3 separate regions of the Mus musculus genome follow, and all the other regions are linked to region 1. A link is a loop called in an ENCODE intact Hi-C map of the cell type or tissue named here. Cell type or tissue: gastrocnemius. All regions are shown on one strand. Each heading gives the region's core, and the rest is flanking DNA. Links, peaks and the distances in the headings are about the cores only.

Region 1 (10,050 bases), core at 1,088-9,087:
GTGTATGTGTGTATGAGTGTATGTGTGTGTTTGTATGAGTTGTGTGTGAGTGTATCTGTGTGAGCATATGTGTGTGAGTCTATGTGTTTGTATGAGTGTGTGTGACTGTGTATGTATGTATGAGTGTATGTGTGTGTTTGTATGAGTTGTGTGTGAGTGAGTATATGTGTGATGTATGAGTGTATGAGTTGTGTGTAAATGTATGTATGTGAGTGTATGTGTGTGCATTTGTATGTGTGCAAACATTTGTGAGTGTATGTATATGAGTGTTTGTATGAATATATGTATGTGAGTGTTTTTATGTGTGTGAGCATTTGTATGAGCGTGTGTATGAGTATGTATGTGCATTTGATTGACTGTGTAAGTATGTATGAGTGCATTGTGTATGACTGCATATGAGTGGATATGAGTGTGTGAGTGTGTGTGTTTGAGTGTATGTGTGTGAATATTTGTATGAGTGTGAATGAGTGTATGTGTGAGTGTAGGAGTGAGGGTTTGTGTGAGTGTGTGTGTACTGAGGGTAGAAATGAACACATCTGGTTTCCCAGGTGACTCCTTAGAGCACAGCCCAGCTCAGCCTGGAGAGCCTGGGCAGAACTTGTCTGTATAGGATGTGAGTTCTCCAGCCCGCTCCTCTCCCTGAGGCTCTGACACAAGGACCCCCTGCATTTCTCCAGAGGGAAGCCTGTTTTCCTCGGCTCAGAACATGGAGTCCTTCTGCTGTGTGTTTGCAGCCTTGAATCAAATCTGCAGCAACAGTCACTGAACTGAGAACGTGATTGCATTTTGGGAGATGTTTGCTGATGACAGAACCTTGGCCAGCTCATGGGCTAGACAAAGCACCTACTAAGCGCAGCCTCAGCGCATGGGCATGCTTTTGGGTTAAGAAGCCGAGGTCAGAAGTGACATCTTATCATAAGGCAACTCCCTCAGGGATCCTTAAAGATCCCTCCCACCTGGGCCACTTCCACACAGTGACTTTGGGGCAGGATCCAAGGCAGAGGTAAGATTTTCCTCTAAAACTTCTTTTTGACTCACAGAAGGTCATAAAGTCCCAGTTATATTGGGGTGGTACTGGAGAGAGCCAAGGTTCTCAGAGCAGGCCCTGGGGTGGACAGAAATCTAGGCGTGCCTCAGCCTTGTGGAGCAGACATGGCTGCACCCACTGGGGAGTGATTTCTGACCCAACTCTAGTCTTATGTCCTTGAACTTCATCTGTCAGAGCCTCAGTTTACCTGTCCACGAAGTAGCTCTGGTGTCCTTGGTGTCCTTCAAGGACTCAGGGATTAACACTGTGGGAGCCAGAAAGCCCCGCCCACACAGGACTCCACAAATACAAAGAACCCACCGAATGTCACATCCCTTTTGAGGAGCGATCAAGATGTGGGAAAAGACCCTTGACTTGCCATTTCCTTCCTAGTGAGGACCTGTGAACAGTTTCCCAGCATCCCCAGCACCCAGCCAAAGGCCGGGAAGTCAGCAGGGGGCAGGCAGCAGGCAGGCAGGAGGTCAGCCTTGCACTGGGAGGTCTTAGTCTTCTGTGGGTGTGTGGAGAGACCTAGGAAAGAAGCCAGCTTCAAGCTGCTTTTCTCTGACTTGCCTCACCAGGGCACATCCCTAGACTTGGGCAGGGAGCTCACAGAGAGCAGTAAGGTCAGAGGGGCTAGTGACTAGCCCCAGGCTGCATATCCTGGATCAGAACCAGGCCTGGAACCTGAGACGTGAAAAAAAAATCAGAAATAAGTAATCCTAGGCCTGTGTTTTGAAACATTTACGTCCTGGATTTTAAATGTTAATTTTGAGTTTTCAAAAATGCATAAATGAGTTCAGTTTGTTTATTTTTAATCTAATTATATTTGTTTGGTTGTTGTTTTGCAAGACAGAGCTTTTCTCTGCACTGGGTATCCTGGAACTCACCTTATAGACCAGGCGGGCCTCAAACTCACAGAACTCTTCCTGCCTCTGCCTCCCAAGTGCTGGGATTAAAGGAGTGAGCTGCTATGCTTGGCTTTAGGGGTTTTGTAGTTGTTGTTTGATTGTTTGTTTGTTTTTAAGACGGACATAGCCTAGGCTAGCCTCAAACACCTTTTGTGTCATTCACACTTCATTTCTGTGGTGCTTTTTGTGTATGCTCAACAAGCTCTCTGCCAGCTGAACCACACTCCCACGTCCTAATATTTATCTTCTAAAAAGCATTCTCTTTAACTATTTTATGTGTTGCATGTATGTCTGTGCACAGTGTGGGTGTAATGCCCATGGAGGCCAGAAGAGGGCGAACTGGAGCTACAGACAGCTGTGAGCATCGGGTCCCCAGCAGCAAGAGCTCTGAGCCAGCTCTCCAGCCCCACCCCCAATCCTTCCTTGACTGGGCTCTGGCGCTTCTGTGTGACCAGCTCTGCTCAGGCTCTTGCCCAGCACTCTTGTCACCATTCAGTGGGCAGCTGAGCAGGGTGAACCCCAAGTCCCACCTGCACTCACCCCCTCAATGGAGAGACTCCCATCTCCGGTCGGCGGGTTGTACTGCCCATGTGGCGCCTCTTTCTTCTGGAAGAACCACTGAAAGCGACTCTCCTTCTTCGTGTTTGTTACCTGAGGAGGACGGGGCATGAGGGAGCTCCATCAGACTTTCCATTTTAAGATAAAAACCCATGCTCTTTTACATGGCTCCTCCCACATGGCCCACCACCGAGACTCCTGGTGCACTAAAGCCAGCGGATCCCTTCCTTAAACTATATGTCTCAAGTCCTGACTTTTGCTAATGTCACTTCCTGCCTCTTGACCTCTTTCACTGTTTTTTTCTTGTGAATACTTAGGCCTCTTGATGAAGTCAGCTGTTACCGCCTCCAGGAAGTCCTCCTTGAAGTATCCCAAAGGGCATAGCCTTGCCTCATAACTAATGAGTTTCCTGAATGTATCTGATCAAGGATAAGGCATGTGGTATTTAGTAATTCTGCCTTGTGCTGTGTCTTCCCAGAGGCCCAAGGGAACTCTGGATGCCCAAGACCTTGCTGAACACTGATGGCATTCTTCTCAGAAAGAGCAGAATGGTGAAGGGGCTTTCTTGCACATTCTCAAAGGACCTGGGCTTTGAGTAAGGGTGACTGGGTTGGGACCTGGCCCCTGACACCTTCATGTCTTCAGTTTGTTACTTGCTTTCCCGCCTCTGAGGCAGCATAGAAAGTGTGAATGAGGGGCTGGAGAGATGGCTCAGAGGTTAAGAGCACTGACTGTCCTTCCAAAGGTCCTGAGTTCAAATCCCAGCAACCACATGGTGGGTCACAACCATCCATAAGAGATCTGACGTGTGGGGAGCGGGTGTGGCGGCAGTCCCAAAGGCGCCAGGGACTGCAGCTAAGTCATATGACTTGCACCTGACTTCCTCATATAAGACACAAACATCTTGAGTGCTGCGCAGGTGTACCAGGATACAGGTGAATCCAATTTGGTGGAGATTTGCCCCTGCTGCCCTGATTAGCTGAAGCCTCGTGACTGGCGAGGGGGCGTGGCCTGCGGTGCGTGGATGAGAGAGAGTATAAAAGGAGTGAGAGGCCCAGGGTTCGGGGGAGATATAAACAAGAAGAATCAGGACTGAATAAACTGCTGTTAGAAGGACTGGTGGTCGCGTCATTCTTGCTGGTCGAGAGCGGGCGCGACACTGACGCCCTCTCCTGGTGTGTCTGAAGACAGCTACAGTATACTTAGATATAATAATAAATAAATCTTAAAAAAAAAAAGTGTGGATGATTCATACAGACACACATGTGTCCATCTGTCTGTCTGACTATGTGTGTGTGTGTGTGTGTGTGTGTGTGTGTGTGTGTGTGTGTGTGTGACTGTGTCTCTCTGTATGCACACTTTCTCCCAGGGGCCACTTCCCAGGCGTGGGATCAGCCAGTCACAGGAGATAGAATCCTAGGGTGGAGTTGGCAAGGATTGGCACTGGGCTTCGGGACAAGTCACAGGTCATGCCTCACTGGACTGATGGCCGGGTTGGAGGAGGGGTGTAGACTTGCCTTGCACGACAGAAGCACTTGGCAGTCATCTGTGACCTTCCAGGTCAAAGGCTCCTGGAAATAGGGACCTGCAAGGGAAAGAGGACAAACCCAGGAGTCATGAGCTTTAAGCTGAACCAGGGCGCCACCTGGTGGCTAGACAGGGGAAAACAGCTGGGACGGAGACTGCCAAAGACTCTGGTCTCCAAGACCAGGGCAAGGACTGCGGTCGGGGGAGCAAGGGGCCTGGGGTCTTCTTAAACGAAGCGAGTTTTAAGGAGACACTGGCCGGCCTCGGGCTTGGAAAATGAAGTTTTATTCTGTTATCAGGGCAGGACTTGACCAGATCATGGTGAACCTCCCTGGCTGGGTTGGTATTTTTCAGCACTGACCAGTGGCTTACCCTGTTTTCTCTTCCAGTCTCTTCTCTTTGCGTCTGCCTTTCTCAGGAGCTTGTCAAATTCTGTGAATACACCGGGAGGAAACGGCATGAGTGAAGAGAGCAAAGGGAACTGGGGTGGGTGGAAGACCAGGGACGTGCTTAGCAGACCTTATAGGCCTGGGGAGCAGGGAATGATGGTGGGGGGTGGGCGGGAAGGATGGGTTCAGGCTGGTGGGGTGGAGCAGGTGTTTCAGGGAGGAGAGGGGCCAGGCTGACCGTCATCCACCAGGGCGAGAGTGATCTGGTTCTTGGCTTTTCCATCTTGGAGCTGGGCGGTGTAGGACCCCTTGTCATCTTCGGAAAGTTGTTGGATGATAACTTCCACTAAGCCCTTCTCTCGGTCAAAGTTGATCTTGCGGTTCTGGCGGAACAAATCCCTGAGTTCTTTTTGGGCATTTCCTGTCCTGGGAGCTCTGTTGGGAGCACACCTCAGGATGCAATCAAGATTGGGGTGCTATGTGCAGAACAGTCAACCTCCAGGGACTGGGGAGGGCTTCCTGGTAGCGTTTCCCTGCTTGAATAAACTGGGAATCCTCAGCATGCCATGCTTGAGTTAATTATAATTTAATAGCTCTGTAGTTGTACTGTGCCCCGGTGGTTATTTTCAACTTCTTTTACAATTAAAAAAATTGTTACATTTTAATCATTTTAATTGTGTGTGTGTGTGTGTGTGTGTGTGTGTGTGGTATGTAGGGGGATGCATAGGCCACAGCACAAGTGTTGAGCTTAGAGTACTACTTACAGAAGTCAGTCCTGTGTTCTTTCTTTCCTTTTTTTTTTTTTTTAGAAAGAATTGTTTATTTTATGTATATTATATGAGTACACTGTAGCTGTCATCAGACACACCAGAAGAGGGCATCAGATCCCATTACAGATGGTTGTGAGCCACCATGTGGTTGCTGGGAATTGAACTCAGGACCCCTGGAAGAGCAGTCAGTGCTTTTAACCACTGAGCCATCTCTCTAGCCCATGTTCTCTTTCTGGGTGGGTGAGTTTTTTTTTTTTTCTTAAAAGATTTCTTTTTATTTTCTGTGTACAGGGTTTTGTCTGCATGTCTGTGCACCATGCACACACAGTACCCGCGGAGGTCAGAAGAAGACATCGGATCCTCTAGAACTGGAGTTAAGGAAGACTGTGAGCTGCCATGTGGGTGCTGGGAACCGAACCTGGGTCCTTTGCCACTGCTCCTAACCACTGAGCAGCCTCGCCAGCTCCCTGGGACCCCCATATTTTTTGAAGCAGGGTCTTATGTACCCAAGGCTAGCCTCAAACTTGCCCTGTAGCTGAGGATGACCCTGATCTTCTGAGCCTCTGTCTCTGCCTCCTGGGCGATGAGGTCACAGGCTGGCATTACCCAGCATTCCCCCTACACTGTAATAAACCCACTCTGTACAACTAACAACCATTTACAGTTTGCTCTACACTAACAGCATACAAGTTTTATTCTCCGAGTTTAGGTCCTTACTACCCTGGCTCTATTTGCATGTATGACAGAAGGGAAGGACCTACTTGGCTGATGACCCAACCAACATCTACTGAAACCACTAGACCAATGGTTCTCAAACCTCCTAATGCTGCGACCCTTCAATACAGCTAGCTCTTCCTGTTGTTGCTATTTCGCTGCTACTTTGTAACCGTAATCTTGCTACTGTTATGAATCATAAGGTAAATCTCTGTGTTTTCCCATGGTCTTCCATGTGAAAGATCATTCAACCCCCACAACGGGTCAAGAGCCATAGGTTGAGAACGTCTGCTCTAGACTTTACAGCGCCTCTGATAATGTGCAGCAGGCTCTATGTGTACTCCTTACACACAGCTTTCAACTATACTCCCTGGTCCGCTCCTGATCCTGGGAAAACCTGCCTGCCCTAGTGTGCAGACACAGACAAAGACACAGAGATGGAGGTGGGGGGAGAGGGGGAGGGAGGGAGGAAGAGAGGGAGGGAGAAAGGGGGAAGGAGGGAGGGAGGGAGAGAGGGAGGGGAGAGAGAGAGAGAGAGAGAGAGAGAGAGAGAGAGTCCCTTTCTCTGGAAGATATATTCCCTCCCTCCCTCCCCTCCCCCTGCTCATCCCTCCCTCCCTCCTTCCCTCCCTCCTTCCCTCCCTCCTTCCCTCCCTCCCTCCTTCCCTCCCTCCCTCCTTCCCTCCCTCCTTCCTTCCCTCCCTCCTTCTCTGGTTCTAATTCAGGGTCTTGCCCACACACGGCATGCGCTCTAGGACTGAGTGGCACCCCAGTCCTAATCCAAGAGTTTGGATGACTGCTTTGCTGTCCTGGAGATGAAGTTCACAAATGACAGGAAACTGTCATAAGACTGTAATCTACTGGTTTTCAGTAAAAATGATTGAATGTCAATAGCCCATTCTAACAACCTACTTACCCTGTCCTTACACATTAGAATGAAAACAGTGTAATAATGTACAAATGTGTTGGCTGTAGATTCTTGGATACAATGTGGTTCTACTGACCTATGCTGCAGCCCCTTGTCCTGATTTGTAACGGGGTGGGGGGTGGGGGGTGGGGGTGGGGAGGGGGAAGCAAACGTTTGGAACAGGAAACCGAGCAGAGAGAAGAAAAGCTCTTCCCTGGGTGTCTGCTAGGCCTGTGAGAAAGTGCTTGCTTTGTATTTACATCTAAAGCAGAGGTTGAAGCTTGGAAAACTGTCAACCCCAGAGAGGTTTTCCCATCTCAGGGATGCTGGGAAGGACATTTTCAAATGGCAATGGGCATGGAAATGTCCACGCACTGGTTAGTAACTGCCCCCCACCCCTACCCCCATCCTCGTACTGAAAGCCAGGCGACCTCGCCTGCACTGCTGAGACAGCCAAAGCGGCCGCTCTGACTAGAATGACAGCTGGCCCCAGGCCCCAGTTCATGGGTGCGGCCTTGCGTGGGGCAGGGGAACCTCCCCAGGGACCGTGGGCACCATTTACCGGGGAGCTGAAGATCTCCTTCTCGTTGAAGATGAGGTGCAGCTCGGCGGCGGGCGACAGTTTCTCCACCTCCAGCCACAGCCGCACCTCACCTTGCTCGAGGATTTCCACGTTCCAGCCAGAGATCAGCTTGATGACTGAGAGAGACAGGACCTGTGTGGGTGGGAGCCCTCTCCTCTCCCCACTCCCCCTGTCCCCGCGACCTACCCAGCCCCTCTCTGTCAGGCCACGCCCACTCACCCTCTCGGCCCCGCCCCTCTCCACCCAGCTTTGCCTTGGCCCTGAATGTGGGAAACACTTGTAGAGCCTGAAGAGGCTGACCCTGGCTCGAGGCCCGGAAGCTCTCTGTAGACTGAGCTGATTTCAGAACCGAATTTCCACTTCAAGGGACCTTAAACACTGGCGTCTGGCTTCACCCTGCCCATTCTGACTTGGCTGCAGCCTCGCTTGGGCATGGGATTTGGAAAAGTTCTTAATATGATTCAAATATGGGATCAAGTGTTTGACTGGGCTTAAGGATTCCACCATCCAGAGACAAGGCCGGGAAGCGGAGGTTTACATGATCTAATGTTCGGATGTCTCAAGAGCTGATAGGGGTGGTGGCGATGGTGATGGTGATGATGGTGGTGATAATGATGATGGAGATGATAATGATTGTGATAGTGGTGGTGACAAGGATAGTAATGGTGATAATGATATGGGTGGTGATGATAGTGATGTTGACGATGCTCATGTTGATAAGAGCCGCCTTGTTTTCCTCCTTTGCACCTCTTTGGCTCCCACTGGCTATCCTTTGCCTCTGGTCTCTTTCCAGCCTGTGGCTCCCCTTTCTCTTGCTCTCAGGTTATATATATCCTTGCTCTCTGCCTGACTCAGCTCTGCGCAGCCCAGGTTCACAGGCCATTAGGAACCAGGTTGCGCCTCAGTGTTTACCTGGGTTTCTGATCTCGTGACTCAGCTTCTTCAGCTTGTTCAGCTCTAGGGCAGAGAGGGGCATGGAAGAAAACAGACGCAACGTTAGGTCACAGGGTTCAAGTACAGCCAGCCTGGGGCCTCCACGCGGAGACGGTCCAAGGGAGCGCCACACTGGCATCAGCTAGGGGCTCCTTGGAGACCGCTGGTGGGCTTTGCTCCTGGGGCACTGTGGGAGATGCGGCGGCTACCCAAGGCCACCCTGAGGTCACATATGCTCCTCAGAGAAGCATCTCTACATGGGGGCTCTTCAGTAACAGCCTCATTAGTGCTCGGCTCTGGGCGGGCTGAGCCTCAATGTCCACTTGGCTTCTAAGAGCATCGGTACCTGGGCTCTGGGACAGGATCTGTTTCCCTGAGGAGGTGTCAGGGCGTGAGGCCATTACCTTCCTCCGTCAGCGTGTGGCTAGCAGAGGTGTCTTCGTCGGCATCGGGGACTACCACTGAGTAGATGCCCAAGTCCTGAAGGTCAGGTTCTTTCAGGATGACCTTGGACCTGGCAGAGAGAGGTGAGCTGACCTCTGAGATGGGGCTTTGGTCTTGAAAACACAAGACTCCCTCACAGCCTGTGGAGGAGGCATGTGGGGAGGGGAGTGGACAAAGCGGGGGTGGGGGAGTTGAGGGACAGGAGCTCTGGTCACTTGTGCTCCTTCCCAGGTCCTGGCCAAGCTGGACCCTTGCACCCCCCCTGAGGTCCCCTCCAGAGCGCCAGTGTGGCCCACGCTCTACAACCAAGCCAGCCAGAGTCTCTGTGTCTGCTTCAGGAACTTAGGCAGCAGCACTCATCACTGCTTCTCAAAAAAGAATCCCAAAGAAGGTCTCCATTTCTGCCCCTAAGGCATCCTCCCTGCTTCTCAGCCAGCATTCCACGGCAGATGGGGCAGCCCTGGCCAACCTGCGTGTCTCCCTACCGGTTCTGCCACCCTTGGGTGTTGTTTCCCCCAAGCCCCGCCCCGCCCCGCCCCGCCCCGCTCTGCCTCTAGCCCCTCCCCCGTCCCACCCACCCGCCCCGCCCTGCTCACTTGCTAATTTCATCTTCCACCTCCACCCTCTGTGGGTCTGGTGGGCCTTGGTAATCCTTGGACCACTGAAACTCAGGGAAGTCAGGGGCTTCGGGGGCTTCAAAAGCCAAGTAGATCTGGCCCTCGTCGTCCACACCAACTTCAATCTCCTGGGCGTCTGGGGTGAGGTTGAGGAAGGGACAGCAGGGATTTCCCTCAGACTTCTTGTGACCTCTAAAGCCTTTTGTGATCCTCAACTCAAATGTCACCTCCTGCAAGAAGTCCTTCTTGACTGACCCCCCCCCCCACTTTCTTTTCCTTCCCCTTCCTCCTCTTTCTCCTTGCCTCGCTTAATTCTTCTCTTTAACACAAAAGTTTGCCACATTAGCCCAGGCTGGCCTAGAATAAACTATGTAGTACAGGCTACCCACGATTCTACAACCTTGCCCTCTGGAGCACTAGGGTTACAGGTGAGTGTCACCACACCTGGCTCCTGTCTTTAAACATTCCTTTTCTCTTCTTTCTCTTCACCTCTAAAGTGCTGTGACAAGACTCAGACCTAGGCAAGCCTCCCACTGCTGAGGGCTATCTCTGCCTTACTCCTGGCTCTCCTAAGACTTCCTCACGGACCACTTTGCCATCTGCCTTTGCTGCCCCCTCCTATGTCCCCCATGTCCCCCCTCTCGACAGCAGACCTCTGCTTCCTCATCCA
Region 2 (10,050 bases), core at 841-8,840, 130 kb before region 1:
AATTTCAAGTCCTCTATAGAATAAAAGCTGCACTTAGAGCTCGGTAAATCTTCATGTGTCATGGGCTAATTGTACTAGAAGAAAAAAGCAAGCGTGGAACAAATTTACGATCGCGGACAACATTCCTTCCAGGTTAGCTGTGACACTATTATCTGGTAACTGTGACACTATTATCTGGTAAGTACAGGTCACAAACTGGGCACGGAGAATTTATTCTAGGTGCGAGAACAGCAACTACTGACTAGTTTATCTATCCAAACCTTCAAAATAATAAGACACAAGGCAGATAATTTGTCTCTTGACAAAACTGTGCTAACGCGTGACATTAATGAACTTAGGGGCTAGTGACAGGTAATGCTTAGTGAGACACTAGCCTTCATGGGAGGACATGTAGACAATTCCGCCGTTAGACCTCAAGTCTTATCGATTTATGACTTGAATTGTTGCCGTAAACTTACTATGAGCTTATTGGAATGTAAAAGTATTTAGAAAATCATGTGATCAATTACCCTTCTCTAATAGTTCTGCCTGCTGGTTGTATGAGGTAGCTTTTAGAGACAGTATTTATACTGAGGACGGAAGTAGAGGGAGTGAGAGTGACAAGACCAGAGATCATCAGTCTCTGGCCTTCGTGCAGTGCTGGGTCCTGTGAAGGCCCGGGCAGGTCTGTGGCAGGAGGGACTGACAGAGTCTCCTTACCTTTGTGGCCGAGGTCGTTTTGGGGGATTTGAGGTTCACGATCCCATTTTCTGGCCAGTACAGGAAAGTGGCGTAAACAGTTGCGTTTTTAGTAGTGTACCTGGGAACAAAGAGACATCACTGCCCACGTCTGAGTCCAGCTGTTATCCCTAACATTCCCCCACACCCCAGTTAGATAGCTCACCCATCAAAGCCCTGGTGTTTGTCATCACCACTAGGGAGTGCAGTAAGGTGCTCGGGAAGGAAAGGGTCTGGAAAATTCATTGGGATTTTCTATTATCCCTTCACTGGGTTTTGTTAAGGTTTGTTGAAAAATTAAAATTAACCCTTGGGCAACTTATTTTCTAGAGCTTTCCCTGATGCCTCACTAGCCTTAAGCTTGCTGCCTCCCCCTTTCTCCCAAAAAAGAAGAGAAAGAAAAGAAAGACAGCCTAGTGGTAGCCATTAAAGGTGGTCCATGCACCATTCAGGAAGTAGATGCAGGTACATAGATATCTGTGAGTTCAAGTCCTTCCTGTCTACACACAGTTACATGCTGTCTCAAAAACAAACAACAAGCTGGGCTGTGGTGGTGCACGCCTTTAATCCCAGCACTTGGGAGGCAGAGGCAGGTGAATTTCTGAGTTCGAGGCCAGCCTGGTCTACAAAGTATGTCCCAGGACAGCCAGGGCTACACAGAGAAACCCTGTCTTGAAAAACCGAAAAAACAAAAACAAAAACCTTCTGCTGGGTGTGGTGATGCAGACATAGAATCCCAGCTACTAAGGAGGCTGAGGCAGGAGGACAGCTTGTCCCCAGGAGGTGGGGGACAGCCTACGCAGCATGGTGAAACCATGACCTACACATAGGAAAGGTACTCATTAGGAGCCGACGCCACAGAACTTGGTATTGAAACCTTCTCAACTCCAGATCCACGAGAAAACAACAGAGGGTGAAACAAGTGAAACACACAAGGGTGACACAAAGGTGACACATCCCCTGGCCCGAGAGGTCACCGTGTTCAAAGACAGGATAACAACCAGCTCACAGAAAATCATCCATAGGGGAGAAGAACAAAGGCACTCTGGTGTGGCACCAGGCTCCCTGCTCAGGCCTGGCGCTCCGCGGGGTCCTCACACAGATGATGGTAACTAGTCTTCAAATCGAGTCTAGGAAGCCAAGTACCATCACACACTTTGCAGTTGAAAAAACTGAGGTCCAGGGTCAAATAACTAGATCTAGAAGTCCGTGTACAAATAGGAAAAATTTAGGGTGGAGCTCTGCACAGGGTGGGTGGAGACAGAACCCAGCTGGGACATGAATCTTACAGCAAGAGGCAAGTAGCCAGGCAAGGACCTGAGGATGTGCCAGGTCCACAACAGCCACAGGCCAATGCTGGCCCACATCGGAAGTATGAAGTACAACACTGATAGGCTGTCCTGTGTGGTTTGAGCTCACTTAGAAGCTGGCTCTGGAAGCAGGGCGCCTTCCACCGAATTTTGGACCCAAGCATATTTGTCTCAAAGTGTCCTGAGGCCCCTTATCAGGGGCTGGGCTGCCCCCTAACTCCACGTCAGGAACGGAAAGAGAACAGATCAGAAGCAAAACCCCTGAGTTTTTGAGAACAGCTAGGTTAGCCATCTCCAACAGGGCTCTCATTGTCCCTGATACAAAGCACCCGTGTGTGTGTGTGTGTGGGGGGGGGTGGCGGGTCAGGAAGCCAGAGGCTCAGCCATGGGCAGCTCATCCGCGGAGACAAGGAACACTTGAAACTCCAGCTGACTCCCCCAGCTTCCCCAGTTGATTTCTGCTGGTGTTCGTGAGCCTCAGAGTGATGACATCACTCACTGTATTGTCTTACTTGTTTAGTGAGAAGTCTCACTCTGCTCTACCCAGGACTCCCTGTCAGGAACTCCAGCCTTAAGGGCTTCCCCAAGTGATTTTGGTTGGGTGTTTAAAGTACTCAGTTTAATATTTTGCCATCTATCTATAATCTATAATCAATCTACCTATAATCTATGTATCTATAATGTATGTATGTATGTATCTATCTATCAGCTATCACTTGTTACTAATTCTTTGACTTTAGCTTTACTATCACTCTGAACTGAACCATGGCTATTATCAGTCACTCTCCTGACCACAAGAGAAGGCAGGGCTCACCACACAACCGTCTTGTTCTTTTCCGACTGCACCCTCCAGGGTTTGGAGGCATAGATGGCCTCCCCGTTGATCTGCAGCCACTTGCCGACAGCAAGAAGCCTTTCTTGGAAGATGGGGACGATCAGACCATCTTTAGTTGGTCCAATGTTGAGAAGATAGTTGCCTCCCAAACTTACCGTCTGAACCAATTCCTAAAGAAGGCAGAAACAATAAAAACTGAGGTGTGACTACCAAGCCTGGCAGTGTCTAGAACACACAGACATTAGGGAATGCTAAGAGAAAAATCCCTGGCTTCAATCCTTAGCACCACAAAGGGGAAATGGGGGGGGGGTGAGTTACACCTTAGAGCTGGGTACGGCAGCAAATGTTGTTTAAGTACAGATTATATGCACCTTCGGCAAAACCGATGAAAGGGAAGCTGGGCGTGCTAGCCCATGCCTGTAATCTCTGAGGAGGGAAGAGGCAAGACGACCAGGAGTTCAAGGCTAGCCTTGGCTACCAAATTTGAGGCCAGCAGGGACTCCCAGAAGACTCGGCCTCAACAAAGAATACATACCATAAAGAGACATTCTGAAGACACTGGAGAGCAGGTATCTGCTGTGACCGCTAACAACTGTTGCTCAAGGCAGTCCAGGACTAATTTTACATACAGAAAAATTTAAAGGCGAGAGCCCATTAGAGAACACCTAAGGAAACTTCCATTGACTTTTGGTGTCTCCTCCTACTCTTGATTTTACGTAGCTGCAGCTACACATGGCACTTTATTCCATACCGAAGCAGCCGGCTGAGTACTCTTCAGTGTAGCTGTCCCGCCTACTGAATCACCCAGTAAGGAATGGAAACCACTCACATGCGAACTGAAACACCCCTGGGAAGGGGCTGGGAAACGATGGCCCAGAGGGGGCGTGCTTGCTTTATGAACAAGAAGACCTGAGCTCAGAACTCAGGTTCAAAACAAGACACACAAAAACCAGCAATGGCCAAAAGACTCTGGGTGTTGTGCTGGGTGTCACAAACACACTTGTGAACACATCAAAACAAACATTAGCACATGTTATGTTACCTGTGTACACACACACACACACACTCCACAAAGACAAGAGAAAGTTCTGGAAGAACAGCTCTGTAGAAAGAGCTTCCCCTGAGGCTGAGAAGATGTCGAAGGCAATGACCTCAGACAGTGAAGTCCCTTGCCACCAATGTGAGTGACGTAAGTTTGATCCTCGGGACTCAGGGTGGAAGGAGAGAAGTGACTCTCAAGCTGACCTCTGACCTCTGCATATACAACATGGCACACACTTGCCCCCACCCCAAACAAATAAGGAGACATAGTTTCAAGTTTTCAAATTCCAACCCCTTCCTCAGTGATAGGGACAATGTCCTTAGGAGAGCTTTGGTCTTGCTGGAGCAGCTGTGGCCTCGATGAAAGGAGTGTGTCACCGATGGGGTGGGCAATGAGACCCTCCTCCTACCACGTGACAGTCAGTCTTCTCCTGCTTGCCTTCAGAACAAGATGTAGAACTCTCAGCTCCTCCTGCACCATGCCTGCCTGGATGCTGTTATGCTCCCACCTTGATGATAATGGACTGAACCTCTGAACCTGTAAGCCAGCCCCAATTAAATGTTGTCCTTATAAGAGTTGCCTTGGTCATGGTGTCTGTTCCCCCCATTAGAACCTGAAGACAGTCTCCGTGTACTGTGGCCCGAGCAGGCTGGAGCCACTGGACTCCTGGTCAGAGGGCAGCTCAAAGACAGACGAACAGCTATGGCAATGCTCTTACCTCGATGATTTCATTTTCCTTGGCGATGGTCGACATGGTCATGTCTTTTCGATAGCCCCAGGATGCTCTGTCCATGCTGGTGCACATCTCCCACTTGTGGTCTGGCAAGCTCTGTGGCTTGTATTTGTCTTGACAGTTGTAGTACCCTCCATGATGACAGGAGCAGTTCTGGCCCCACCGGTCATTCACTATCACCTCATCCTAAAGGAGGGAGGAGAACGGGGTCATCGGCACAGCACCGCCTGGCTCCTTTATGCGACGCAGCTCCCTCCGGCAACAGTGTGTTTGGAAGGAGGAAGAGCAGGACTACACGAGTGCTTTCCCCTGGTGCTCGCTTGCTCTACAGAGCACATGCGGGACTCTAGACGTTTTTTGGCTGTCCCAGTGAGGGCCGTGCTGCTACCCAGTGAGAGAGACCAGAGATGCTGAGAAATGTCCTACAGTATTGAAGACAGTGCCTACTACAAAGCAGCAACCAGGGCTGGAGAGATGGCTTGGTGGGTAAGAACACTGGCTGTTTTTCTAGAGGACCCAGGTTCAATTCCTAGCACTCACATGGCAGCTCAAAAAAAAAAAAAAAAAAAAAAAAAAAAAAGGAAAGAAAAAGAAAAAAGAAGAGAGCTGTCTGTAACTCACACAACCCTCCCCCCAGATATACATGGAGGCAAATTCCAATGCACATGAAATCACCAAAAACCAAAGCAGCATCCAGCCCCTATCGTCAGCAGTGCCCGAGCCCAGGGACCCAGCAGAGGGATGCATGGACTAAGTGTGTATATAGAGAGAGTGCCTGTGGCCCAGGAGATGGCTCAGAGGGTAAAGCACTTAATTCGTAAGCCTGAGGCCTCTCCAGCACTCATTTGAGATGGCGCAATGGTTAAGAGTGCTTGATGCTTTGACAGGAGATCTGGTGCCGCGTTCTGGCTTCTATGGGGTTTTGCCTACACACATTACTCATAAACTTACACAGGCAAACATTCATACACATATAATAAACAATTAAAAAACTTGTGCGAGTGTTTTGCCTGCATGTATGTCAGTGCACAAGAAGGCCAGAAGAGGGCATCAGCTGCCCTTGTGCTGTAGTTCCAGGTGGTTGTGATTCACCTAGTGAGAGCATGCAGGGTAAGGAACTCAAAGAGCCTCTGCTCTGAGCCCTCTCCCCAGCCCTGGCTGTCATTTTTTTTATTTTTATTTTTAATGTGATTGGCATTTGCTTCCTTCCCGACACTGCATCTTTGCTTATGTTTTTTTTTTTCTTTTGTGATTCTCCTTAATGGGGCTGTCATCCCATGCACTATACGACCCAGCCCCATGAAGGCCCAGCCCGGAGGAAAGGCACCTACCTCTCTGGGTAGTCCTGGCTGTCCTGGAACTCGATTTGTAGACATGCTGGCCTCTGACTCATAGAGATCCACCTGCCTCTACCTCCTCAGTGCTGGGATCAACGTTGTATGCCATCCCACCCAGCTGTTTAATTTGTTTCTTGAGATAAGAGTCTTACTATGCAGCCATGGCTAGCCTGGGAACACACTGGGTAGACCAGGCTGGCCTCAAACTCATAGAGATCTATCCACCTGTCTCCTGAGTGCTGGGGTTAAAGGCGTGCACCACCACATCTGGTCCATCTCAAAGTCTGAATGATGGCCATCAACTGCTCACTCATAACGGTACATAACTGAGGCAGAGACAGTGGTGCCATGGTGAGTTACAGAGTGTTTTCCCTTTAAACGCTGAGCAGAGACAGATGTGGACAATTTAGACCATGGCATCCCGTCTGTGTTAACTACCTGGGGATGAACTGCACATCTGGGAGTCCCCAGAGACTCGGGGGACCCCTGGAAGCCAGGCTTGCCCTGCTGTTGGCCTGCCCTCCCGTGAGTGAGTGAGTGAGTCTGTCTCCAGCATGAGAGCCACCTCCACCAGCACTCACCACTCAGGGGTCTCTTCTTTCTCTCCTTCCCATTTTCTGAGTTTAGTAATGACTTCTCAATACGACCCCCACAGACAGGACTCCACCAGGCCACCTTCATCCAAGCTAAGTTTTAGTGCTTCTCTCTCTCTCTCTCTCTCTCTCTCTCTCTCTCTCTCTCTCTCTCTCTTCCTTATATGTAAGTACACTGTAGCTGTCTTCAGGGCGTCAGATTCCATTACAGATGGTTGTGAGCCACCATGTGGTGGCTGGGATTTGAACTCAGGACCATCGAAGAGCAGTCGGTGCTCTTAACCACTGAGCCATCTCTCCAGCTCCCGGTTTTGGTGTCTCTGATTACACCCAGGCCGGTGCATGCGAAGCACCTCTCTACCACCAACTAAGCTATTTCTCCAGCTACCAAGCTCCCCCCTCTCTCTCATTTTTTGAAACAGAATTTCTGTGTGGTTCTGGCTGTCCTAGAACTCACTCTGTAGACCAGACTGGCCTGAAACTCAAAGAGATCTGTCTGCTTCTACCTCCAGATGCTGAGATCAAAGGCGTGCGCCACCACCGCCCGGCCCGACCTGCTTTATACTTAGATCTTTCTTTAAAATCTATAAACCAAGAACCTGTAAAATCTTTGGCATTTTCTATCAGAGATCAAGACCTCCGTCATTCAGTCCAAGGTCCATAACACAAGGTGTAAACTGGCAGCCTGTGTACTGGCCAGTTACAGGGAAGGCTCAGTTACCCAAGCACCCTACAAAACCCAGCATAGGGCTGGTGAGATGGCTCAGTGGTTAAGAGCACTGACTGCTCTTCCGAAGGTCCAGAGTTCAATTCTCAGCAACCACATGGTGGCTCAGAACCATCCCTAACGAAATCTGATGCCCTTTTTTGGAGTGTCTGAAGACAGCCACACTGTACTTACATATAATAAATAAATAAATCTAAATAAATAAATAAATAAATAAATAAAACCCAGCATAAAGCTAGGAATGGTGCCTCACACCCATAATAATCCCAGCTCTTGGAGAGCGGAGGCACGATTGCTAGGACTGCCCCTGCTACAGCCTACCTACCCCAGCTGAGACTATGGGTAAGTATCAGCGTGCTCATTCACACTCTTTTTTTTTTTTTTCAGAACCTGTAATTCATAAGGTAGTTGATAACCACCTACCTTGACAGGGCTATCGTTGTAGAGCCAAGCAAGGAAGCTGGTGGAGTTCCAGTACGTGTCAGGACACTCCCACTCCCCGTCGGACCAGATCAGGTCAGGCTTGTAGCTGGAACACATGGGACGAGAACAGTTTGCCATCAGAATCTGTATCTAGTCCAGTCTTACGGACAGGTATTACAATAAATATTTACAAATTAGAACTGGGAGTCTGGCTCTGAGGGAGAGCACTTGCCTATCACATGTGAGGTCATGAGTTCCACTCCTAGCTTGTCAGAAGGAAGTCTCTTGATTGGAAAGGACCATAAAAATCACAATGCAGAAACTAAAGAGATAAGAAATCTTTTTTTTTTTTTTTTTGCTAACACAACCACAGTCTAAAAGAGCCTCAGAGACAGGGTGTGGAGAGGTGGCTCTGTAGTGCGGGGTCAGCAGTGGATGGCTCAGGCTCTGGAAGAGAACGGGCTGCTCGTCTAGAAGTTGAGACTCTCGTCTGATTTCCCACACCCACAATGGAGGTTCACAATCACCCATCCTTCAGTTCCCCTGGGGATCTGATGCCACTTTCTGGCCTCTGTTGGCACCAGGCGTACATGGAGAGCATAGACAAACATGCAGGCAAAACACTCAAACAGCTAAAGTAACGATTTTAGGGCCGGGTGTGGTGGCGCACGCCTTTAATCCCAGCACTCGGGAAGCAGAGGCAGGGGAATTTCTGAGTTCGAGGCCAGCCTGGTCTACAGAGTGAGTTCCAGGACAGCCAGGGCTACATAGTGATACCCTGTCTCGAGAAAAACAAACCAAAACAAACCAAAACCAAAAACCAAAAACCAAAACCAAAAAGTAACAATTTAATTTAATTAAAAGGAGAGCTGCAGGGGCTGGTGAACTGGCTCAGTGTGTAAAGGCGCCTGCTTGCCAAGTCTCACAACCTGAGTTCAGTCCCGGGCACACTGACTCTGCAAGTGGTCTTCTGACCTCTGCATGCACACCATGGCACATGCATGCACACACGTCCCAAATAAACTAAAGGGTAATAATCATAGTAATAATAGCAATAGTAATAATAATAATAAACTGCGGTACTAAGGCACATTTCCCCTAATCTCCTTCGCTGCCCCTTTAGAAAAGGAACTACATATAATCAGTAACTAATTAGGGGGGCTGCTCCCAGGGCTCCAGTCACCTCAGGGGGTGAGCGAGCCTGCTACTGCTCGCAGAGAATTGGGTTTGCTTCCCAACGTCATGGCGGCTCCCAACTGCTTATTTCAGGGAATTTGATGCTCTTTGGTTTCCTCAGGCACCTGCTGCCCATGGTGTACACGAACAACACATAAATAATAATTAAGCTTTGACAAAGAGGTTGGTGCTTGGGCAGGCCAGGAGGCTTGCCTTGAGCTGGCAAAGCTTCTGCTGCCAAGCCTGATGACCAAGCCTGACCCCCAGAATCCTCCTGGAAGGAGAGAACCAACTTCCGCAGGCTGACCTCTGACCTCCTCCACATGCGTGCTCATAAGGCATACGTGCTCACGGACACATCGTAATCAAACGTGACTGTGGCTCAGTGGCAGAGCACTGCTCAGCAAGTTGAAAGACCCATGTCTTGTCAGGGACCAAGAAAATAAAAAAAAGAGCTAGGTGTGGTAGCATTTGGGAACCTGAACCTGAGTTATTGCAAATCAGAGGCCACCCTGGGGCTCTATGCCCATCACCTTGTCAGCTCCTGTGATTTCTAACCCCAGTTCAGGGATAAAGAAGAAAGCAAGGGGGCTGGCAAGATGGCTCAGTGGGTAAGAGCACTTAAAGACTGCTCTTCCAAAGGTCCTGAGTTCAAATCCCAGCAACCACATGGTGGCTCACAACCATCTGTAATGGGATCTGACGCCCTCTTCTGGTGTGTCTGAAGACAGCTACTTACATATATAATTAATAAGTAAATAAATATTATTAAAAAAAGAAGAAAGCAAGGGAGAGACTAAGCAAGTTACTCTAAGCCACAAACTTTACAAAAGAAAAAAGCTAGGGGCACTGGCACAGGCCTATAATTCCAGCACGAAGAAAATCCCAAGCCATCAGGATTGCTATAGATGTGAGGTCAGCCAAGGTTAGATAAGACTATAGAGGGAGGAGAGAGGAAAGAAGAAAAACAACAACAACCCAAAAACTAAACTTGATTTCAGAACTCCAGACACCTGCACTTGTCCTGCCCTCTACAGGTGTTTTACAACTGTCCTGACAGTCATCTGACTAAAACCAGATGCAAGGGGACTGGCTAGAAGTTTGGGACAGTGGCTCATGGCTGTAATCCCATCACTCAGGGGATGCTTGAAATTAGA
Region 3 (10,050 bases), core at 1,179-9,178, 120 kb before region 1:
TCATCATACACTGTACAAATGTCACACTGTGCCTCATAAAAATGTTTAATTCTTATGGTTAAGATATGGTGCTATGCAAACATTAGAGTGCGGGCAATAAAGAAAAATAACACAGCAAGAAAGAACTGAAGTGTGTGTGTGTGTGTGTGTGTGTGTGTTTGTGTGTTTGGTTTCAGTATGTAACTTGTGGACTAACCACTGATAGAGAAGGTACCAATGCAGCCTGCTAAGGCTGGGCATGGTGCCAGGCCCGGAAGCCAAGCACCTGGAAGGCAGAGGCAGGAGGATTGCATCAAGTTAGAAGGTAGATTGGTCTGCACAGCAAGTTTCAAGCTCTTCAGGGATCTAGAGCAAGGTTCTGTCTCATAAGACCAAACTAAACTGAAAGAAAACAGCTACTTCCAAAGTCCAAGTGTAGTCCACACTTAAGATCACATGAACACTTATCACAGGGTTAGTGGCCAAGTGCAGCATGGGGCACGGACCAGAGCAGGTAACAGGAGTCAGCAAATGCATTTTTAAAGTCCTGGGCAGTGTAGAACACAAGCATAGCTGTGTTTCAATCAAACTCAATTTATAGAAACAGGCAGTCAGTCTACATCTCAGAGTCATAGCAGAAAGCAATCTTCCTTCTTTTTTTTTTTTTTTTTGGTTTTTCGAGACAGGGTTTCTCTGTATAGCCCTGGCTGTCCTGGAACTCACTCTGTAGACCAGGCTGGCCTCGATTGAACTCAGAAATCCGCCTGCCTCTGCCTCCCAAGTGCTGGGATTAGAGGCATGCGCCACCATGCCCAGTGCAATCTTCTTTCTTAAAGGCAAACATATCTAGGAGAGTTTAAAACCCGGATACGAACTGGTGGCAGGGGATAGGGCTTGGTGCTGAGGCTTGAATCTGCACTATCTCCCCCCAGGCTCCTGTTCTGAAGGCTTGTTCCTTTCCTGATAGTGTTGTTTTGGGGGTCCATGGAACCGTTCCGAGGGGGGGACATGCTGGCAGAAGTGGGACACCTGAAGGACATCCTCTAGTTCCTGCTGCTCCCGAGTCATTTGATACGTGAATGAATGGCCTCGACCACAGCGTGTGCATGCCATGTATGCAGATGCTCCACCACGCTGGTCTGAAAAGCAACCTTCCCTGCCTGAAGCTGGTTTTAACAGGTATGGTGGTCACTAACACAGAAGTGCCTAATGCATTCGGTGTAGGAGCGGCCGCCTAATATATGTGAGGTCCCGTGTTTGACCCTTAGCACCAAAACCCAAAGCCACCCCACCTCTTAATGGAGAAGTTAATTTCTATTATTAGTAGTAGTATTTGGCTTTTTGAGATGTAGTCTTGTTTAGCCCAGGCTAGACTCAAACTCACTACATACCTAAGGCCATTCTTGAACTCCTGACCCTCCTGCCATTGCCACCCAAGTGCCATCATGTCTGGCTACTCTGTCTGGCTTGGGTTACTTTGCCTCCCAAGTAATTAGCAGCAGTCTGGCTTGTTACTTCCCGTTAAGTGACAAGACTGAGGGGTGCTGAGGAGAATCAGCTGTGTGTTGCCCTCTTTGGTTTTTGATCGGCCGTCATCAGAGCTTGCCCTCAGGTCTGAACAGCTTGGTGTTGGATGCTGGTGGCTATGGAGGAGAAAGGTGGGACCCAGTCCCTGGCTTCTGTCACATATTAGAGAAGGCTCTGTATTGCAAGTTCTCTCATGGAAGTCCTTTGCAGGTTGCAAAGTTGACCACCATGGTCTATGACAGGTGTCCTCCACCCACTGTGAACTTTCTTTGGATCACCTTTGGTCCTGTGAAAACCACCAAGTCTCAAATTCAAAGTCTGGGAGTCCATCTGCTCTCTGGCTAAATGACCCTAGCAGACAAACAAGGGGACCCAGACTGGCTCTCTGGAGGGCTAGATAGGGAGGTTGGTGGAGTCGCTGGCTGTCCACAGACACCCACCTCTTCCGCACAGCTGCTCCCAACTCACCGACCAAATCACGGTGGGGCCCCACGTCCTTCGAGTTCCAGTTCCAAGACACAGGGCTTGGCCAGTTTGTGAAGCCTTCATGATGCTTTGTGGTCAGGACGACGTACCTGCAGGCATCAAAACCAAACGAGAACAAAGGAGTTGGGCGATGTCCACAACCATGGCCTTGCCAGGCATGTCTGAGAATTTTAACAAGTCGGGCAGGTCTTGATGAAAAGGATAGGCCCTTGGGATGAGTCACCATGACAACCGTGATGATGTTTCTATAGTGATAATTATCCCTGTGCAGGTATGACTCAAGAATGGATGGAGGCACTGGAGGTTCAGAGGCAGAGGGGAGGCTGGCAGAAGAAATGCTGTGCTACTTAGCTCTCAGGTTCAACCCTTCTGGAAATAAGTGATGAACCTGTGTCAACCCTGTGCCCCAATCTATTGGCAAGAGCAAAAAGCAGACACAAGCACCTGCTCGTTTTCTTTTTTTTTTAATATTTGTTTATTTATATTACTTATATGTATGAGTACATCATAGCTGTCTTCAGACACACCAGAAAGAGGGCATCAAATCCCATTACAGATGGTTGTTGTGAGCCACCATGTGGTTGCTGGGAATTGAACTCAGGACCTTTGGAAGAACAGTCAGTGCTCTTAACCGCTGAGCCATTTCTCCAGCCCCCATCTGCTTGTTTTCTTAACCAAGATTGTGAAACTGCCTGTCATTTAAGGTGACAAAGGCTCAAATATCTAGGACTGAAAAAAAAAATGTGTTGAGATAATCAGTCCATTCAATATATCACTTACTTTTATAGGAAAAGATAGCATGTTACATGAGATTTTACCACTAGCTGGTGTAGGGGCCCCTGAACTTCATCAGTCCTTCCTGCAATACATCTCTTTCCCCTTTCAAAAAGTCCTTCTGAAATATAAAATCCCTTCCCACTCAACAAGCAAATAACCACGCCCTCTGGGTATGGCTTGCAGAGCCTGGGCACACCTGTCCCATGAGCTTTCTGGAGCTTTCACTTCCAGATCATAGACCTGCAGTCTAGGACACCAGGCTCCTTCCTCTCCTTCCTCTCTCTGGGCTAGTTACCTCGTCCATTAAACAGGAAGTCTGGAAAAAGGCTGGAGTTCAACTTTGTAAATTACGGCTCTCAAGATGGCAAGATGACAGATTTCTGTTCCCTCAGGCCTTTTACTTGGCGAAAATACTAAGTGCCAGCTATACACAGCCTTTCCCTTCGGGGGAGAAAACCTAACGTCCCGAGGGAATAAAAAGTCGGAGTTTGGCAGAAAATCAATGAAGAGAGCGGAGGACTACACTAAGCCAGGAGCGGGAGGCTGCCCTCACAGTGGCCAAATCCCGCGTCCAAAGTCAGCCAATATTTTCTCTGGCTTAGAGGGCTCTCAAAACGCACTTCCTCTGCAGGGCTTTGCCCAAACAACCCCCTTCCTCCTCTGAGTTCTACTATAAGCAAGTGAGAAGTGAGGGAGACCCCAACAAAGAGCAACCCCAAACTTCCATCCTTCCTTCTTCCTTTAGAGGCACAGGGCTACAAGGAAGTCAGGCGGCGCTTTTTTATAAGCTTCCACGGACGGACGCTACCCGTAGCCTAAGGGGACTGGTCAGATCTACAACTCAGGGCCACCGACGGGAATCTGGGCTGTGTTCTGGACCTTTCAAACGAGACACCGATGTAGCCTGATTCTAGTCTCTCTCCGCACAGGTGTACCACCCAGTGCTTTCCCGCCTTAATTTTATTTTATTTTATTTTATTTATTTATTTTTTTAACTGATCCTCAGCTGGATTCTCGTCTTTAGCGTCCTTCCTCCGAGATGCAGAACGTAGGGTCCTGGACCTTCCGAGGTCAGGCAGCGCCGGCTATGGCCTGCCTGCTCCCGCCTCGCGCCCGTCCCGCACTCACTTGGCCCCGGCAGCCTGAAAGAGTTCGGCCCACTGATCCGGGTGGAAGAAGCGCGCTGTGAACTGCGGTGCGAAGTCGGCGTAGCTGAAGCCGGGCGGGTAGTTTTCTGTCATGAAGCGCTGGTAGGCCGGCATCCGATCGCCCTGCCAGTGCCACCAGAACCATTCACTGCCCCAGGCGGGCACCGAGAACACCCCCCAGTGCACGAACACCCCGAACTTGGCCTCATCGAACCAGCTCGGCAGTGGCCGCGAGTCCAAGCTCTGCCAGTCCGGAGTGAAGCGGCGCGGAGCCAGGGCCACTGCCTGGGCCGCAGCCACTAGCAGCAGCAGCAGCAGCAGCAGCATCCCAGAGTCCACAGCCCACCACTCAAGTTCAGCTCCTACATCCTTGCTTCCGGGCCCGCACCGCCCCCCTCTTAACACGCAAGCGCCGGCGAGTAGCCCCGCCTCTCAGAGTAACGATTGGCTTGGAAGGAGAGGGGGTGGGGTCAGGCTTGCGGCTCTGGAGCGCCCTCTGGCATTGGAAGGGAGAAAGACTTAAGGCGGCGTTGCTGGTTCTGCTCTATTGAATTTAAATTCCGTAGACTCGCCTAAGGATTTAATTGCCGGATTCCCCGCAAGTGAGAAAGACCCAAGGTGTGGGGAAAACTGGGAGAAGTCCACGTTGTTGCACCAATCTTCAGGGGAAGGCTGAAGCCAGGTCGTTTTATTTAGTGACTATTTAGGAGCCGCGGGTTCTCTGTGCTATACCTCCAGCCAGCAGGTGGAGTTTAGCAGATTGGAGAGTTGCCGAAGAGATTGAGAAATAACAAGGTTAGAAGGAGCTTTATGCGGAGGGAGAGAAATGGCTGCTGAAAGATTAAGGGCAGACGTGGTTATTTTAGTCTATCTTTTGTCCGTTGAACTTAACAAGAACTCCGAGGAACTTAAACATTTTTTTAAAAAAAGATTTATTTACTTATTTTATGTATATGAGTACACCATCGCTCTCTTCAAACATACCAGAAGAGGGCATCAGATTCCATTACAGATGGTTGTGAGCCACCATGTGGTTGCTGGGAATTGAACTCAGGACCTCTGGAAAAGCAGTCTGTGCTCTTAACCACTAAGCCATCTCTCCAGCCCTAGACATTTTAATTTAATTTAGAATTGTAACTTAAATTTATTTTGAGGTAAGGGGGTCTCAACTAGCTCAGGCTGGCTTCGAACTTACAGCTACAGTAACTTTGCATTCCTGATCTTCCTGCTTGTACCTCAGGAGTGCTGGGATTACAGGTAGGGGATGGCACTGCCATTCCTGGTTTTAGGTAGTACTGACCTTTGAACCCAGAGATTTGCTCTTGCAGATGCAGCACTCTACTGACTGAGCTACACCTCAAAAACTTTGAGGGTCTCTCAGAGAGCTTAGTTAGCATCTAACTGAAGAAAACCTGACTCAGGAGTACAACACTTGCTTGGTACACCGGAAGGCCGGAGCTTCAGTCTGGCACCGCTAAACAAGCATGCCTGACCCACACACAGGGGACCACTGAGGCATGAGGGACCAGAAAAATTGAGAGCCAAGAGAACCCTCTTGCCCTGGGAAAATCTCTAAAACTCATATGGCCAGTCACCCAATTCCTCTACAGTCAGCACACGCCCAATGGTATATGGTGTGTGCCCATAACTTCAGGAAGTATGGGAGCCAGAAGTCACATGGTCCATATGGCACAAAGGTCTCCATGGTTGCAGAGATAACCACAGCATGTTAGAGCAATGAGAGGTTTTAATGGCCCTGGAGAGCATTGTTTTCCCCACCATTCCCAATTTACCGAGAAGGAAACCAAAGCAAGGTAAAGGGCGGGGGTTGATCAAGACCACATAAGTGTGGACCAAAGCTGGTGCAGGAATTCACAGCTGTGGAAACTGTATTCCCTCCTCCTCTGTCAGGCACCTTGGAGAGATCGGCTTATGTTGACAGAACCAAGCACTTCCTCCTTTGAGGAGTAATAAGGAAACACCGTGTCTTTTCTGTCTCTTCCTCCCCCAAGTTGATGTTGAAATACAGTCTAAATCACTAAGCGTGGGCGAATCGACTTCTTCCCCTGATCCTCCCAAACAGCGATTAGAATTTGCAGCAGCTTTTGATGCACAGAACTTGTCTTGGGAAGAATAAAATGAGACGCCGTTGACCTTCACAGAGAAAACAAACTGTCACCTTGCAGAAGCTTAGGAGAGGCTGTAGAGCCGAGTGGACCTCCTTGCTTTATTAGGGAGGCTGATTTTTCTTTGCACTGGACACCACCCTGTTAGTTCCTTTGGGCAATGGGGAAGTCCTGTCTGCGGGCCGGATCTTCTAAAAGCAAAAGTATTAAATGTTTAAGAGTTTTCCTTTCACTGTGTCTGTGGTCCCCAGTGCCACCTACCCCTCCTACCACCAGCAGCGCCTTGAACCTCCATCTGTTGGGACTGCAACCTTTACTGAAGGGCAAAGGCAGGCACCCAGAGACACAGCGTGGGGCTGTGGACCTAGGATGCCTGGTTTGCAGCAGGAAGTCTTCCCTCCCAACTCCTTCTGCTTATCCTTCAGGACCAGAGTGTGGAAGAGGCCAGTGGGGCTGAGTCAAGCATCACTGGGAACAGCCTAGGACCCAAAGAATCTGTGTGAATATCTTGCTTTGTACTGAAGCTAGGCAAGACTGGGATAGTGCTGTGTGAGACACAGCAAAATGTCACAAGGAATAGAGTTCTCTGAAGACTTTGTACCTCCAGTGAACCCAGCTTCCTCTGCGCCCCTAAGGACCTAAGGTCATAATGGCTTTCAAGGCTTATCAGGATGTCGGGAGGGCCCTTTCCCAACAACAGGATACCCTGAGCTGACAGCTCCTGACGCTGTCTGAAGGATGTAAGCGAACATCCTTGGTCCTTAGGGCATCATAATTCTTGACCCCCAAGAGGCAAGGGTGACCTGAAGGTAGAGCCTCACATAGCTCTACAGCCACAGAGGATGAAGCAGGAACCAGAAGCAGCTGGTCTCTCTATCTTCAGCAGGACAGTCTAGAATCCACACTATGGAAGACATGGACATCTATGAAGTTGAGGGCAGTGGCCCCACGGCTGGGGTACTCTAGATTCCAGGAGAACAGGTCCCTTGTCTTCACAGATCTCCTGAATCCTTTAGTATCATCTCTGGAGGCCCCTCTGGCCTCTAGGTCTTTGGAGTCAGAAGGCTTTCCTGATTTGATATGAACAGAGCCTGCCATTCTTACAGGCCCCTCTCCACAGACTGGAAAAGGTAGGCATGACCAGGCCACCTTCCAGCCAACCAGCATTCCTTAGCAAAAAGGGGGATCTGTTTCCATTACCCTAGAACTGGCTTCAGAAAGAATCCGGGTCTGGAACCCCTCTCTCTTCGAGGGAGTGAACTGAACGGACTTCTGACTCGGGCTGTTTCCAGTAGAAAGACAGGTGGTGTCAGCAGTTGGAGCAGCCTGGAGTTCTGGATCCTGGCTCCTAGGTGGTTTTCACATCAGCCTCTGTTTCTGTAACCGAGGACCTTGGGCCTTCTTCTTTCCCCTCAGGTCCGAGGCCCTGTAGATACTTCTTCCAGCCTATCAGGCAGTGCTGGGCAGCAGAGCGAATCTCTCCACTCCGCAGGGCGTAAATGATAGGATTGACCATAGAGTTAACAAGGCACAGCATGGAACAGAAGGCGAAGGCCTCCTTGACCTGGTCACTCAGCGTGGTGACCAGGCTGTGGCCCATGAGAGCCAGTGCAGGGAACCAGCATATGAGCAGCACAGCCAGCACCAGGCCCAGAGTCTTGGCCAACCTCACGTCTAGCCGCATCCGAGCTATCCCAGGCACCTGCCTGTCCTGGTGCTCAGCCAAGGTGGCTACATGCCGGTGGGCTTTCCAGAGGACATACCCATAGGTATAGATGATGCCGGAAAAGAGGATGGCAATGAATAGAAGCCAGCCCAGTAGGTAGTCGTTAGGGATCAGTGGGAAAAGCTCAGAGCAGGGACTAGGGCAACAAGTCCACCCCATGAGCGGCAGGTAAGAAATCAATGCTGAGAGGACCCACATGACACAGAGGGCCACCAGTGCCCTCCCACGGGTGACTAGAGCTTTGTAGGTAGGCGGGTAACACAGACATAGGTAGCGGTCAACAGCGGTTAGCAGCAGGCTGCCCACAGAGGCTGTGAAGGTCATGGTCACACTGCCGATCTTCAGCAGGAAGATAGCGTTGGAGTCGACCCCGTGGAAGACGTGGAAGATGACAAAGTTGCAGGCGAAGATCACGCTGGCCAGGAAGTCAGCTCCAGCCAAGCTGCTGATGAACAGGTACGAGGGCTTTCTGCGGAGCCGCCGGGAGGACAGGATAATATAGAGCACGGCCATGTTCTCCAGGGCGCTCAGCAGCCCCATCAGGGTGCACAGCACCGCCACGGCGATCTGCTGGCCACTGCTCAGGATCATGTACTCCTTCATGGGGTTGAACTCCAAGCCACCGTTGGAGCCGTTGGTCACTTCTGTCTCCCGGCATCCCTCCATGGATGGGCTTTGGCTTCTTCTACTGGAGCTGTCCCAGAAGACTGGGCTGTGGGCAAGGAGAAAAGAATCCTTGAATGTTAACAGGTGATGACGTCAACTGAGAGCTGACACCAATCAAGCATTTACCCAGGTGCCGAAAATATCCATTTATTTTTTAATTTTTAAAATTTTTTTTGGTTTTTTAAGACAAGGTTTCTCTCTGTAGCCCTGGCTGTCCTGGAATTCACTCTGTAGACCAGGCTGGCCTCAAACTCAGAAATCCGCCTGCCTCTGCTTCCCACGTGCTGGGATTAAAGGCATGTGCCAACACTACACCAGCACACACAAAAAAAATTTTAAAGACTTATTTATTTTATTTATATGATTACACTGTAACTGTACAGATGGTTGTAAGCCATTATGTGGTTGCTGGGAATTGAACTCAGGGCCTCTGCTCACTCTACCCCACTTGCTCCAGCCCAAAGATTTATTTATAATTATATATGTAAGTACATTGTAGCTGTCTTTAGACACACTAGAAGAGGGCGTCAGATCTCATTATGGATGGTTTGTGAGCCATCATGTAGTTGCTGGGATTTGAACTCAGGACCTTCGGAAGAGCTCTTGACTGCTGAGCCATCTCACCAACCCCAAAAATATCCATTTATAGTTTGCTGCCAAGCATTTACCTTTTTTCCTCAAGCTAAGTCTTTTTGTTTCCAAACAAGCAGAAGTAACTTGCAAGATGTTTTGGTCTTTTGCTTTCTAAAAAGATAAATCCTGAAACTTCCCTTTGAAACCCAGGGGAATTCCTAGGGGCCACCAGCCAAGAGATCAAAACCTAGAAGTGGAACTGAAGATGTAGGGATATTGTTTTTCTCTATTATTGTTATTGTTGTTGTTGTTGTTGTTAGTGTGTGTGTACACATATGTGCTCACATGTGATGCGTATTGCAGGCATGAGTGTGCCACAGAGTGTGTGTGGAGGTCTACCAGGGGTTCTGGGATTTGGACTCGGGCCTTCAGGCCTCCTACTGCTCACTTCTACTCTCAAAGCCATCTTGCTGGCCAGATTCCCTTTTGCTTTTTGAAACATGGTCTCACAGGTAGACCCTCTTACTTCAGGTTTCAAAGCAGCTGGGATTCCAGACAGGTATGCGCCACCAAACCTGGCTTATATCTCATTTTGATTTCTGTGTTCTTCCAGCTTTGGTAAGATACTAAAGGCTTAGTAACTGTTTGGGGATGGGAGCCAATACTTTGGTTTCACCTCAAGTGTTGGGAAGATAAACTCAAAAGATAAATATTTTATGGAGTGGTGGTGCATGCTTTTAATCCCAGCACTCGGCAGGCTGACATACACAGATCTCTGTGAGTTTGTAGGCCAGCCTGGGCTACATAGGAAATCCCTGCCTCAAACACAACCTTTTTTTATACTCCTGTAGGGAACGTAGCTCAAGCACAGCACCTGGAAGGTGAAGGCAGGGGGGTCGAGTCAAAGTCATCTTTGGTTCTGTGAAACTCTGTCTTAAAAAGTAACTGTACTAGATAAGATATAGAAGTCCCATTTATTTAAACATCACATAAAGAATCATTTTTTAATATAAGCATGTCCTGGATTTGGAAGAAAAAACTT

What was found. Hi-C counts contacts between places; a loop is a spot of excess contacts. Peaks named below come from ENCODE experiments on the same cell type or tissue, not always from the same donor. Only the 100,000 strongest peaks of a DNase experiment are listed, where the experiment ranks them.
Region 2: a loop joins it to region 1, with 3 times the contacts of the local background. A loop is called at or near these places in 25 of 42 quality-filtered maps.
Region 3: it touches region 1 in a loop (4-fold over the local background); 22 of 42 quality-filtered maps call a loop at or near these places.

Annotation. Positions count from the first base shown.
Region 1 is chr4:135,795,747-135,805,796 of GRCm38, reverse strand. Myom3 (myomesin family, member 3) reads right to left here. Exons shown (of 37, transcript NM_001085509.2): 22 at 9,360-9,516; 23 at 8,724-8,833; 24 at 8,299-8,343; 25 at 7,366-7,502; 26 at 4,651-4,795; 27 at 4,396-4,455; 28 at 4,014-4,081; 29 at 2,479-2,589. Among named protein-coding and RNA genes, the nearest start is that of Myom3, 41 kb to the right of the region's middle. In gastrocnemius, for the core only: CTCF peaks have their summits at 2,256 (motif pointing right) and 4,150 (motif pointing left); DNase peaks (open chromatin) are centred at 2,328, 4,143 and 7,625; H3K4me3 peaks cover 496 bases; H3K27ac peaks cover 2,179 bases.
Region 2 is chr4:135,927,672-135,937,721 of GRCm38, reverse strand. It overlaps Fuca1 (fucosidase, alpha-L- 1, tissue), which reads right to left. Exons shown (of 8, transcript NM_024243.4): 4 at 7,718-7,823; 5 at 4,623-4,823; 6 at 2,842-3,032; 7 at 700-799. Among named protein-coding and RNA genes, the nearest start is that of Fuca1, 12 kb to the right of the region's middle. In gastrocnemius, for the core only: a CTCF peak has its summit at 5,673 (motif pointing right); a DNase peak (open chromatin) is centred at 5,682; H3K27ac peaks cover 1,023 bases.
Region 3 is chr4:135,914,998-135,925,047 of GRCm38, reverse strand. Cnr2 (cannabinoid receptor 2 (macrophage)) reads right to left here. Exons shown (of 2, transcript NM_009924.4): 2 at 4,829-8,481. The coding sequence starts at 8,435. The coding sequence ends at 7,392. Fuca1 (fucosidase, alpha-L- 1, tissue) reads right to left here and starts at 4,322. Exons shown (of 8, transcript NM_024243.4): 1 at 3,898-4,322; 2 at 1,947-2,081. The coding sequence starts at 4,244. In gastrocnemius, for the core only: a CTCF peak has its summit at 4,442; DNase peaks (open chromatin) are centred at 3,323, 3,551 and 4,350; H3K4me3 peaks cover 2,211 bases; H3K27ac peaks cover 3,520 bases.